2 separate regions of the Homo sapiens genome follow, and region 1 is linked to region 2. The links are chromatin loops, found by intact Hi-C in ENCODE. Cell type or tissue: breast epithelium. All regions are shown on one strand.

What was found. Peaks named below come from ENCODE experiments on the same cell type or tissue, not always from the same donor. Only the 100,000 strongest peaks of a DNase experiment are listed, where the experiment ranks them.
Region 1: it touches region 2 in a loop (16-fold over the local background); 1 of 110 quality-filtered maps calls a loop at or near these places.

What each region holds. Positions count from the first base shown.
Region 1 is chr3:127,732,555-127,737,554 of GRCh38, reverse strand. All of the region lies in intron 3 of MGLL (monoglyceride lipase), which reads left to right. Among named protein-coding and RNA genes, the nearest start is that of ABTB1, 62 kb to the right of the region's middle. RefSeq lists enhancers at 2,691-2,750, 2,642-3,557. In breast epithelium, no CTCF peak of the experiment used is centred here; a DNase peak (open chromatin) is centred at 2,614; H3K4me3 peaks cover 447 bases; H3K27ac peaks cover 2,811 bases.
Region 2 is chr3:128,546,925-128,551,924 of GRCh38, reverse strand. No RefSeq gene overlaps it. Among named protein-coding and RNA genes, the nearest start is that of LINC01565, 27 kb to the left of the region's middle. RefSeq lists an enhancer at 3,789-4,289. In breast epithelium, no CTCF peak of the experiment used is centred here; a DNase peak (open chromatin) is centred at 2,352; H3K4me3 peaks cover 740 bases; H3K27ac peaks cover 1,928 bases.

The DNA.
Region 1 (5,000 bases), 810 kb after region 2:
TCCAGTGCGGAGAATACAGGGCCGCTTTGGTCTGCAGCCTCAATTTTCATAATGACCCTTATCATGGCAGTGGGCATTTATTGAGTGCTTCCTGTGTGCCCCGCTCTGTGCTAGCCATCATCCATTCCCTCCCTCACTAATTCTCACAGCACCTTCTGACGTGGGCTTGTGAGTGCCCCTTATTGCAGGTGACGAGGCTGAGCCTTCAGGAAGTGAAGTCACTGCCCAAGGTCACACAGAGGTGACCTCCACCTTACTACAGTCACACATCAGAGGGTGCTGTGAGGATTAGTGAGGGAGGGAATGGATGGTGGCTAGCACAGAGCAGGGCACACAGGAAGCACTCAATAAATGCTCACTGCTATGATAAGGGTCATTATGAAAATTGAGGCTACAGACCAAAGTGGCCCTGTATTCTCCTCACTGGAACATCTGCCCAGGTCATTTGTAATTACTGGCCACCTCCAGGATACAGTGCTACTGGCCTTAGCCTCCTCATCTTCCAACTGGTAGATGGTGACTCTTCCCTCCCAGCTTGGGTTATTATTAAACAAGAGGAGGGCCGGGCGCAGTGGCTCATGCCTGTAATCCCTGCACTTTGGGAGGCCGAGGCAGGTGGATCATTTGAGGTCAGGAGTTCTAGACCAGCCTGGCCAACAAGGTGAAACCCTGTCTCTACAAAAAATACAAAAATTAGCCAGGCGTGGTGACATGCGCTTGTGGTCCCAGTTACTCGGGAAGCTGAGGCAGGAGGATCATTGGAGCCCAGGAGGTCGAGGCTGCAGTGAGCCGAGATTGCACCACTGCACTCCAGCCTGGGTGACAGAGTGAGACCCTGTCTCAAAAAATAAAAATACACAAATAAATAAATAAACAAACAAGAGGAGTAGCAGGCCTGATGGCCTGGCATGGGGCCAGGCATACCGCAAGTGCTTAACAAATGAGGCTCTTTTCTCTTTGCCTTCATTACATCTTAGCTGAATTCAAATTTGGAATAGTGCTTATTCATTCATTAAACCCAGGTGAAAGGAGCCCTTCCCCTCACCCAGCCCTGCCTGGGCAGGGATGCATGAAGCTGAAGTCTCCAGGGCAGCGGAGCCATTTCTCACGTGTTCTCTCTAGGACCAGACTCATTTACTCTTTGTGACTCATTACTCTTTTTCGCTGACCCAACTCCTGCCTTTTCTGGAAGCTCTGGGATCCTGACTTCAGCTGTTTTTAGTTGCTTATCACCCAGGCTTTCTAAAAGTTTCACTTCTTGTTAAAAAATATAGTATCTCACATCCTAGAGTAATGAACGTCCATTTTTTTAAAGCAATTTGCTTTTCCTCATGCAATCTTCTTTGTTTTTTAAAGTGATACTTAACAATAATTTCAGCAGAAGTGAAACTTGGGTTGCCAGGTGTCTGTACTTTTATTAGGTTTGACTGACCCTGAGCTCCAAACAATGGAACTAGCACTGTTTGGGAACTTCTGTAATCTCACAGAGGACAACAGATCTAACTGAATGTTTTCAAGGGAAAATAAAAAGGTCTGTTCCATGTTAAACCTGGGAGCTTTTAGCGTGAAGGAACTGAGCCGAAAGATGGTTTAACGCTTGCACTCTAAGAGAGCCAGGATTCTAACTGAAGGTGCAGACCAGCTGCCCCATCTCTTTGCAGAGCTGAACAGGAGAAAATCCTTGTAAGTGGGAGAGATGCAGACTAGATTCAGAAGGATCTTCCCCTGGAAGGATGCGAGCACCAAGAGAATGCCAGAATTTATACATTTTTCTCCTCTGAAACCATACAAAGGGAGGGAATGGGAGAAGGCGGGGAGCGAGCACGTGCTGGAAACCCACCTTTTGCCAGGTATGTTCAGCTGTTTCATTTATTCCCCCAACAACTTGATGAGTAGACAGGAGGTGACTGGAGGTAACTACAATCTTGGAATTTGTGTTTCATTCTCTTGCTTTTTTATTTTATGTGTTTATCACATAAGTATGAGTCTCTAAAAATATGTATATTTGCTTTTGCTTGTTTTCTTAACATTATAAAATGGAGTCATACTTACTCAGTCTTCTGTGATTTGCTTTCTTCACTTTGTGTTTCTTTTCTAAGACTCATCAGTGCTGCTTTGTGCAGCTCTAGTTTATTTGCTTTTCACTACTGTGTGATAATCCATTTGCCACAATGTATCCATTCTCTAGTTATAACAACGGGGCTGCTATGAACAGTCCGATTCCTGTGTCTAAGAGCTTCTCTTGGACATATATCCTGGTGTGGAATTGCTGAGTTGTAAAGTAAGGAAATTCAACCTTACCGGATACCAAATTGTTTTCCCAAGGGGGTTGTACTAGTTTCTCTCCCTCCTGTTGTAGCATATATGAGTTTATGACTTCCTTTAGATCTAAAAATGGGGACTAAGGCAATTCTTCCTTTCTGCTCCTAAAACAAAGGCTTGTTCCACTCTGGTGTTCATCAACAAATGACTTTAATTCTTCCTTTGGGTCTGAATGAGCCAAGACTCCCACGTCGGGCTCCTCCGGGTCTGTTGTGTGGTTCTTGAGGCTAGAGGCCCCACAGTGATCGTCTGTCTTATTGCCCTGACCACACATTCTGTAAGATTCCTCCTTTCTGATGCTGGCTGACTTCCTGTGGGTTGGCCAGGAATGCAGGGCAGACACCCAAATTGTAAGGGAAGGAAGTGTCTGTCCTCCTCACAGTCAGGGGCTCCCATCTCTCCAGAGCCTCAGCCCGTGTGCCTGCCATGACTGGCTGGCTTAGTCACCTGAGGAGAGATGACCAGGAAAATCCAGAGAGAAGGCATTTGCTGGGCTGAGGGGAATAAACTGCCTGTGGAAAGGTGGATTGGTCCTTGGATCTCTTCACCTGGGGGCTGTCAAGTTGGGACAGAGCCAAGATAAGAGCCCTTTTTCAAATGTGTTCTTTCATCTTTTAATGGAGTTGGTTTCTTTGGCAGGCTAGCAAATCCTGCAGGGCCCCTGTGCAGCCACTCTGGAGGGTCAGGGAGACACTCTGTGGTTGGCACCTGCGAAGGAGCAGGGGTGAGAAATGAGGAGAAATGTCTGTCTGTGCCGAACCCCCAGTGGAGAGCGTGTGGGCTCAGAGTTAGGGTAAATGAAGGCACGGGCGCACTGCAGACCCCTGATGGGAGAGGCAGTGGGCGATGCTTCCATGGTGAAATGGAATACTGGGAGCCAGGTGCCCTGGCGCCTCATGGCAACGCCTCCTTACTCTAGGCCGGCCTCGCTGGCATTCCTCTTTGAGCTGATGAGGGACCAGACCAGTCCCAGGTTAGCACCTGGATCCACTTTCCTGCATTTTGGGTAACACATGTTGCGTCTTTCCTCTGGTTATGAAAGTGAGACCCGGTCAAGGTAGATTCAAGGGAAAGCAGCGCTGCATCAAGGCAGCCATGGATCCCACAGGGTTAAGGGGGTGGGCTCCAGAATTAGACTCCTTAGACCAACCCGGCTCCACCACAGGAAAGGCTCCAGCAGGGTTTTCTACTTCAGACCTGGGCCTCCTGCTCTGCAAGGAACGCCCACTTTCCTCTGCAGGGCCACAACGCTCTACGCTGTACGATTGGGAGGCAGGCTGGAGGGGCTCGGCTGCCCTGCCCTCTTTACTGGGCTCTTTAGTGACTTGCTCCACGTCAGCACACCCACCCAGGTGCAGCTGCGCACCCAGCCACTCCATCCCTCTGCTCAGAGGCAAAGCTTCTCCCTCTGAACCCTGGAAGTCAGAGCGATGGCTGCATAGGGTCCTTTCTACCCAGGGAGGCATGGAGTTGGTGGATGAAGCTTTTGACAAGACTTTTCTATAATGATCTTGTGGAGACAGTGATATAATGAGGCCATTTTTTAAAAAATGCAAACATCCCTCTTGTGCCTAAAACTCTCCTCAGCCTCCCCTCTCTCTAGGTAGAGGCCAGCATCCTTACCATGGTCTCAGGCCACGTCCTCCCAAGACAGTGACACCTCTCCTCCCATCCAGTGGTCTGCATCTGCCTTGCCTCCCAGGCCTGAATCCCCCTCACTCTTGTTACCAGAAAGGGGTCCTGATCCAGACCCCAAGAGAGGGTTCCTGGATCTTAAGCAAGAAGGAATTTAGAGGGAGTCCATAGAGTAACATGAAAGCGAGTTTATTAGGAAAGTAGAGGAATGAAAGAATGGCTACCCCATAGACAGAGCAGCCTGAGGGCTGGTGGGTGCCCATTTTTATGGCTATTTCTTGATGATATGCTAAACAAGGGGTGGATTATTCATGCTTCCCCTTTTTAGACTATACTGGGTAACTTCCTGACGTTGCCATGGCATCTGTAAACTGTCATGGCGCTGTTGAGACTGTAGCAGTGAGGACAACCAGAGGTCACCGTTGTTGCCATCTTGGTTTTGGTGGGTTTTAGCCGGCTTCTTTACTGCAACCGGTTTTATCAGCAAGGTCTTTATGGCCTGTATCTTGTGCCAAGCTCCTATCTCACCCTGTGACTTAGAATACCTCAACCGTCTGGGAATGCAGCCCAGTAGCTCTCAGCCTCATTTTACCCAGCCCCCGTTCAAGATGGAGTTGCTCTGGTTCAAACGCCTCTGGCACTCTCACCCTCCTTCCACCCACCGCTCCTCCCAGCTCTGCTCAGACAGCCCTGGGCTGGAAAAGTCACTGAACCTCCTGAGACCCAGTCATGGTGTCCGTCAGTGCACTCGGTGGCCTCATAGACATGAGGTCTCCAGTGGACATTGGCTGCCATTTGTTGTGGTTACTTCCAGGGTTAGCCTCTGCCCAGCCCTTCTGTTCCTATTGTATCCCACACTTAGAAATTTGTGAAGTCTTCAGAAGAACATTTCCCAGTGGCCTCCCTGTTTGCACATCTGCAGGTGCTGGTGAGTGTGAACCACCTGTCCCTGCCTGACACGGAACCAGATCCTTCTCAGGACTCACCTGGGGTGAGCAGCTCTAGGCACAAGCCCTGGGGTCTGGGCGTGTAGGGAAGATGCC
Region 2 (5,000 bases):
TAGTTTGTTAGTTTCCCAGCCTCTGCCTTAGGGTCTGGGACACAGAAGGAGGTGGGAGCAGACGCTGAGGGCTGGCCACCTGGCTGAGCCCTGACCCTCGTCCTGCAGGTCCAGCCAGGGGAAGCCTTTTCTGGCCCCAGTGGAGGCATTGCCCGATGAGCCCCGTCTTCTCCACAGACTGCTCGCTCTGTGAAGAAGGGACCACACCATGTCTTCCTGTTCCCCTGTGCTGGGAGGGACCCACAGGGGAACGGTCTTCAAGCCCACACTACTGCGGCAGCCCTCCCCTCTGTCCTGTGGTGTTTGCTGCCTGCATTGCCTTTCAACAGCTCCCACAGGCTGTCCTGGAGGCTTTCTGCCTCGGCAGCAGTTGTCCTTTCTCCTGGGGCTCTCGTGGGTCGACTTTTATCCCTGGTCTCTTTAGGTGCCTGCTAGGTTGCAGTAAGTCCATCCTACACAGATTTTTAAGGAAGAGCTTTTAAAAAATATTTTGCATCAGGTCGGGCGTGGTGGCTCACGCCTGTAATCCCAGCACTTTGGGAGGCCAAGGTAGGCGGATCACCTGAGGTGGAGACCAGCCTGACTAACATGGAGAAACCCCGTCTCTACTAAAAATACAAAAAATTACCCGGGTGTGGTGGCGCATGCCTGTAATCTCAGCTTTAGCTACTCGGGAGGCTGAGGCAGGAGAATCACTTGAACCTGGGAGGTGGAGGTTGCAGTGAACCAAGATTGCGCCATTGCACTCCAGCCTGGACAACAAGAGCGAAACCCCGTCTCAAAAAAAAAAAACAAAAACTATCTATCTGTCTTGAATCTTTCATGAGGCTGGGAAGGAGGATGTCCACTGGAGGGGAGAGCTCGGCTTAAACTCCAGGGAGGACATGTGAGGAGGGAGACTTCTTAGGGCGCCAGCATAAGTGGCCTGAGCAGCGGCTAGAGCAGCAAGGACCCTGCGTTGTGTCCCACGCGGGACACGCTGGCCTCTGTGCTTGTGGTTGCTGAGCTGGATGTGATCACTAAGCATGGATGATGCCCAGTATGGGTGGGCAGGGACCCCCACCCTGCACACCACATGGTTCTTCCCGGGTCAGTTAGAAATGACATGGCCTCCACCTGCCTCTCTGAGCAGCCTTGGCTGGCCCGATGGCTCTAACAGATGGATCTTTTGGCCTGAGGTCGAGGAGTTCCTGTTTCCCACCGTGATGATGTCAGCGAGTTGGGTCCTGGTGAGATGGAGGAAGGGGCTGTGGCGGTAGGGTGGAGGCTGCCCCTGCAGTGGGGCCAGTGCCCTCCCCCACCCCCTCCGCGGCTTGCCCCGCTCTCCTTCTCACTCACCCGGTCCTGGTGGTGCTCTGTGCCCACGCACCCTCAACTCATCCCTGTCAGCTAGCATTCTTGGGTTGTAGACAACAGAGCACCAGCTTCAAACTGGCTTCAGTGGACATTGTTTTCTGGGTGTAGCACTTTGCTTCAGGTGCAGGTGAATCCAGGCGCTCAAACAGCATCCAAGGAGCCAGTCTCTCCCCACCTGTTGGGTCTGCTCCCTTCTCCATTGGATCCACTCTCAGTACAGTTCTTCCTGTAGGTTGACAAGTGGCCTCCAGCTGCTTTAGGGCCCTCGTTCTCCCAGGTGTAAATCTTTGTCCAGGTATTGCCTGCCAGAGTCCTGATATTTGCCCAAGTTGGGCCAGCTGGGATGGCATTTCTACCCTAGGCCAGTCACTGTGGGATGGGGCACAGGATCTGAAGGTGGCAGGACCTTCATGAATGAGGAGTGGGCAGCCTGGAGCTTAGCAGTGTTTTTGGAGCAAATGCGTGCACAGACGAGTGGATGAATGAGTGAATCAACCACTCCGCCTTGAGAGAGAAACACTTCTACACTGCTTATCCCACTTGCATTCTGGATTTCTGTCCTGTAAGTTCACTTGTGTGGGGAGGGAGCCTCTCTTGGCTAAATGCCATGGGGGCTACAGAAGTCTGAGAGAGGGCCCCCTATGGAGCAGCACCGTCCCCATCCATCAGCGGGATTCTCTGCTCAGCGACCGCTTTAAACTGCCGCCTCCTTTGTCCCCTCTTATTCCAAGTATCCTTCTGGCTGAAACTACAGGTCATACAATGGGACCCTCAGCCCCAAGCACAGGCTGTAGGTGCTGGGGCCAGGCTCAAAGGAGCCCCTAGGGCACCTCCTCCAAGTCCATCCCACCCTCCCCTCTTTGTCCACGGCCACCCACCCTAGAGGCCTGCTGAGGATCGGCCGCCACCTCCTTCCCTGGCCTTCTGCCCCCACCCCCATGCCCTGGCATGTGCCAGGAAGTGCCAAGGATTCCCCATCTGTGAGAGGGGAGGCCAGTGCCCTGCCCCGAGAGGTCCACTGGCCTCCCCAGGCCCCTCCGCGCTGCCTTTCCAGAAACTCCCCAGCCTCTTCCTGCCTGGCTTCCTGCCCAAGCCCTTCCTGGAAACCAGGCCCACCCTGCCCCCAGCCCAGGGCGCCAGTATTTCCATGGGGTGATTCACACGGCCCTCCCCAGGCAGGGCCCCTCCTTCTACTCACGATACTGAAAGTTTGGAAAACAACCTGGGGGCGGGAAGGAGAGTCCAGCCACGGCCCCACCCCCACCAGACGGACCCTGCAGTCACCACAGAGTGTGAAAGACAAGAAAATAGAAACAATAGGCCATGAAAAGCAAGAAAACAGGAGACTTTCTATTTAAACGTTCATCTAAAAGAAGAAATTAATGCAGCTTTATTAAGACATAAAATGCAAATGGTGTTGCAATGTATGTCATTTATAAAGAAATGATTATGGAGGTGTGTCCCTGTTTTTTTCCTGATAGGGTGCATGGTCCACAAAGACCATCAGCCTGAGGCTGTTCTGCTCAGCCCCACTCCTGGAGCCTGTGTCCCCTGTGGGGAGTCCTGGGCCATCTTGGAGGGAGGATGGACCAGAGGGCCAGACTGTGGGTGTCAAGGAAGGAGGGAGGGGTGGCCTCGGCTACTGAGGAACTGCCACGTTGTGTGTGGGGTGGGAGGGTGTTCAGATAAGGAGGTGATTGGACAGGCCTGGCAGGGAGACAGCAGGATGACTGATGTGATGGGTTGGGTTTGGAGGATTTTATTTCTTACTCGATGAGAAATGGGCACAGTTTATGCCTCGCAAAACGTGATCCTGTTGGGTACAATAAATTGTAAAAGTGAAGTCAGGGTTCCACTTGAGTGCATGTGACAGAAACCCAACTCACCTTCAGGATAAAAGAGAAATTGTTGGTCTATGTACTTCAAAGCTCCACCAGCTTCAGGAATGGCTGGCTCTAGGGCTTCTGGGTTGGCTTATTTCTCTGGAGACTTTCTCCTTGTGTTAACAGGATAGTTCCCAAAGGCTTCAGGCTCATAATTAATCAGCTCAATAATTCCAGTGGAAAGAAAACTTCCCCTTTCCATTTGGGCCAGAAAAAAATCACCAGACTGGCTGACTACTGGCTCAAACTGGGTCATATGCCCATCCTTGAAATAATCACAATGACTGTGATTGGCCCTGCATAGGCCACAGGTTGAACTCTGGTGCCTCTGTGAGAGGTGATGCCAATCCTCATAAAATATCCTAAGGAATTTCCCTTAGGAAAAGCCTGTTCTTCAGGGAAGGGGAAATAGAATCAGGGCAGCTGTCATCCCCCACACTAATACAGCAGACTCCAGGGACATCCAGTTAGAAATACAGGGTCATCTTTCAAGTGATCACACACTTGTTTTTCCTTGGATTGGAGGGAAGAATGCATCCCTCTTAGCCAGTGACATGTTTGTGGGCAGCAGGACAGGGTCTGGGTAAGACCTCCTCAGAGACCCAGGTACAGGCTTGGGGGCAGCTCTCCATGGTGTGGAGTGAAGTGAAGGGCAGAGAACACCTTGGGTGCCTAGGGAGCAGGTCCTCCCTTGACAACCAGTGAGATTGGAAGATGACAGGCAGAGCAGCTGTGCAACCCAGCGGGAAGGTTTCCCTGTCATTTAGATCTGTATTCAAACCCCAGCTCAGTCACTATTATAGGTGATGTTGGTAAGTGACGTCACCTCTCTGAGCATTGCTTTTTATCCCCGTTGGAATGGAACTGCCCCTCCCTGCCCCTGGTGGTTTTGAGGATTAAACAAGATGGTCTCTCTCGCTGCAGAGCACTGTCCCTGGCACATGGTGGGGCTGGTGACAATTGTGATTATTGTAGGCTCTGGGTCTGCACAGTGTGTGCCGGGAGGGGTCTGGCCGGCATGGGGGCCGCCTTGCTCCTGTTGAGACTGATTTGGACCTTAGTCATGGCTGGCCTGAGTCAGCACGTGGGAGGTCCCTGCTGACATGGCTTAAATTAGCTGGAGTTTGAGGCCTCTAGATAGGAGCAGGCAACAGGGAACTCCTGCCTGTCTCCTTCCCTGTTGCTGCAGGGCTCACCTCCCTCCTCATGAAGCTCCTCAGCGTGGGCGGACATGTTGGACTGGTGCTCAGCATCCATGTCACCACCTTTTGGGGTCCTTCCTGTACTGCAGAGGCTGGAAGGATACAAAGTACCTTTTCTGGACTCCCTCACAGCTAGGGCTCTGGAAGTTATTGAGATTTGAGCAGTCAAATACTCATCTACCACCTAACCATGATCCCTGGGGTGAGGAGTTCAGACGATGTTTTCTGGACCAAAGCTTTGGGTAACACATTGGTGAGGGAAGCATGGGCATCTTGAAAGGCTGTGCCTTGACTATTCTTTGCAGGCCAGCGATGATAGTGGGAGATGTCCCCATTGAAATGAGCTCCCTGAATAAATTGTAACAATGGCCATGAATACTTCTCCTCTCATCCACCGCACTCTGCAGCTCTTCCCAGGTGGAGTCTATTGCTCCACACCTTGTCTCTGGGTTTGGACGTGTGACCTGCTTTGGAAAAATGGAACAGTAGGAAAGGTGATGCAGGGCAAGGCTTTCAAAGACCTTGTGCATTGGGGCTTGCTTGCTCTTCCCTTTCCTTC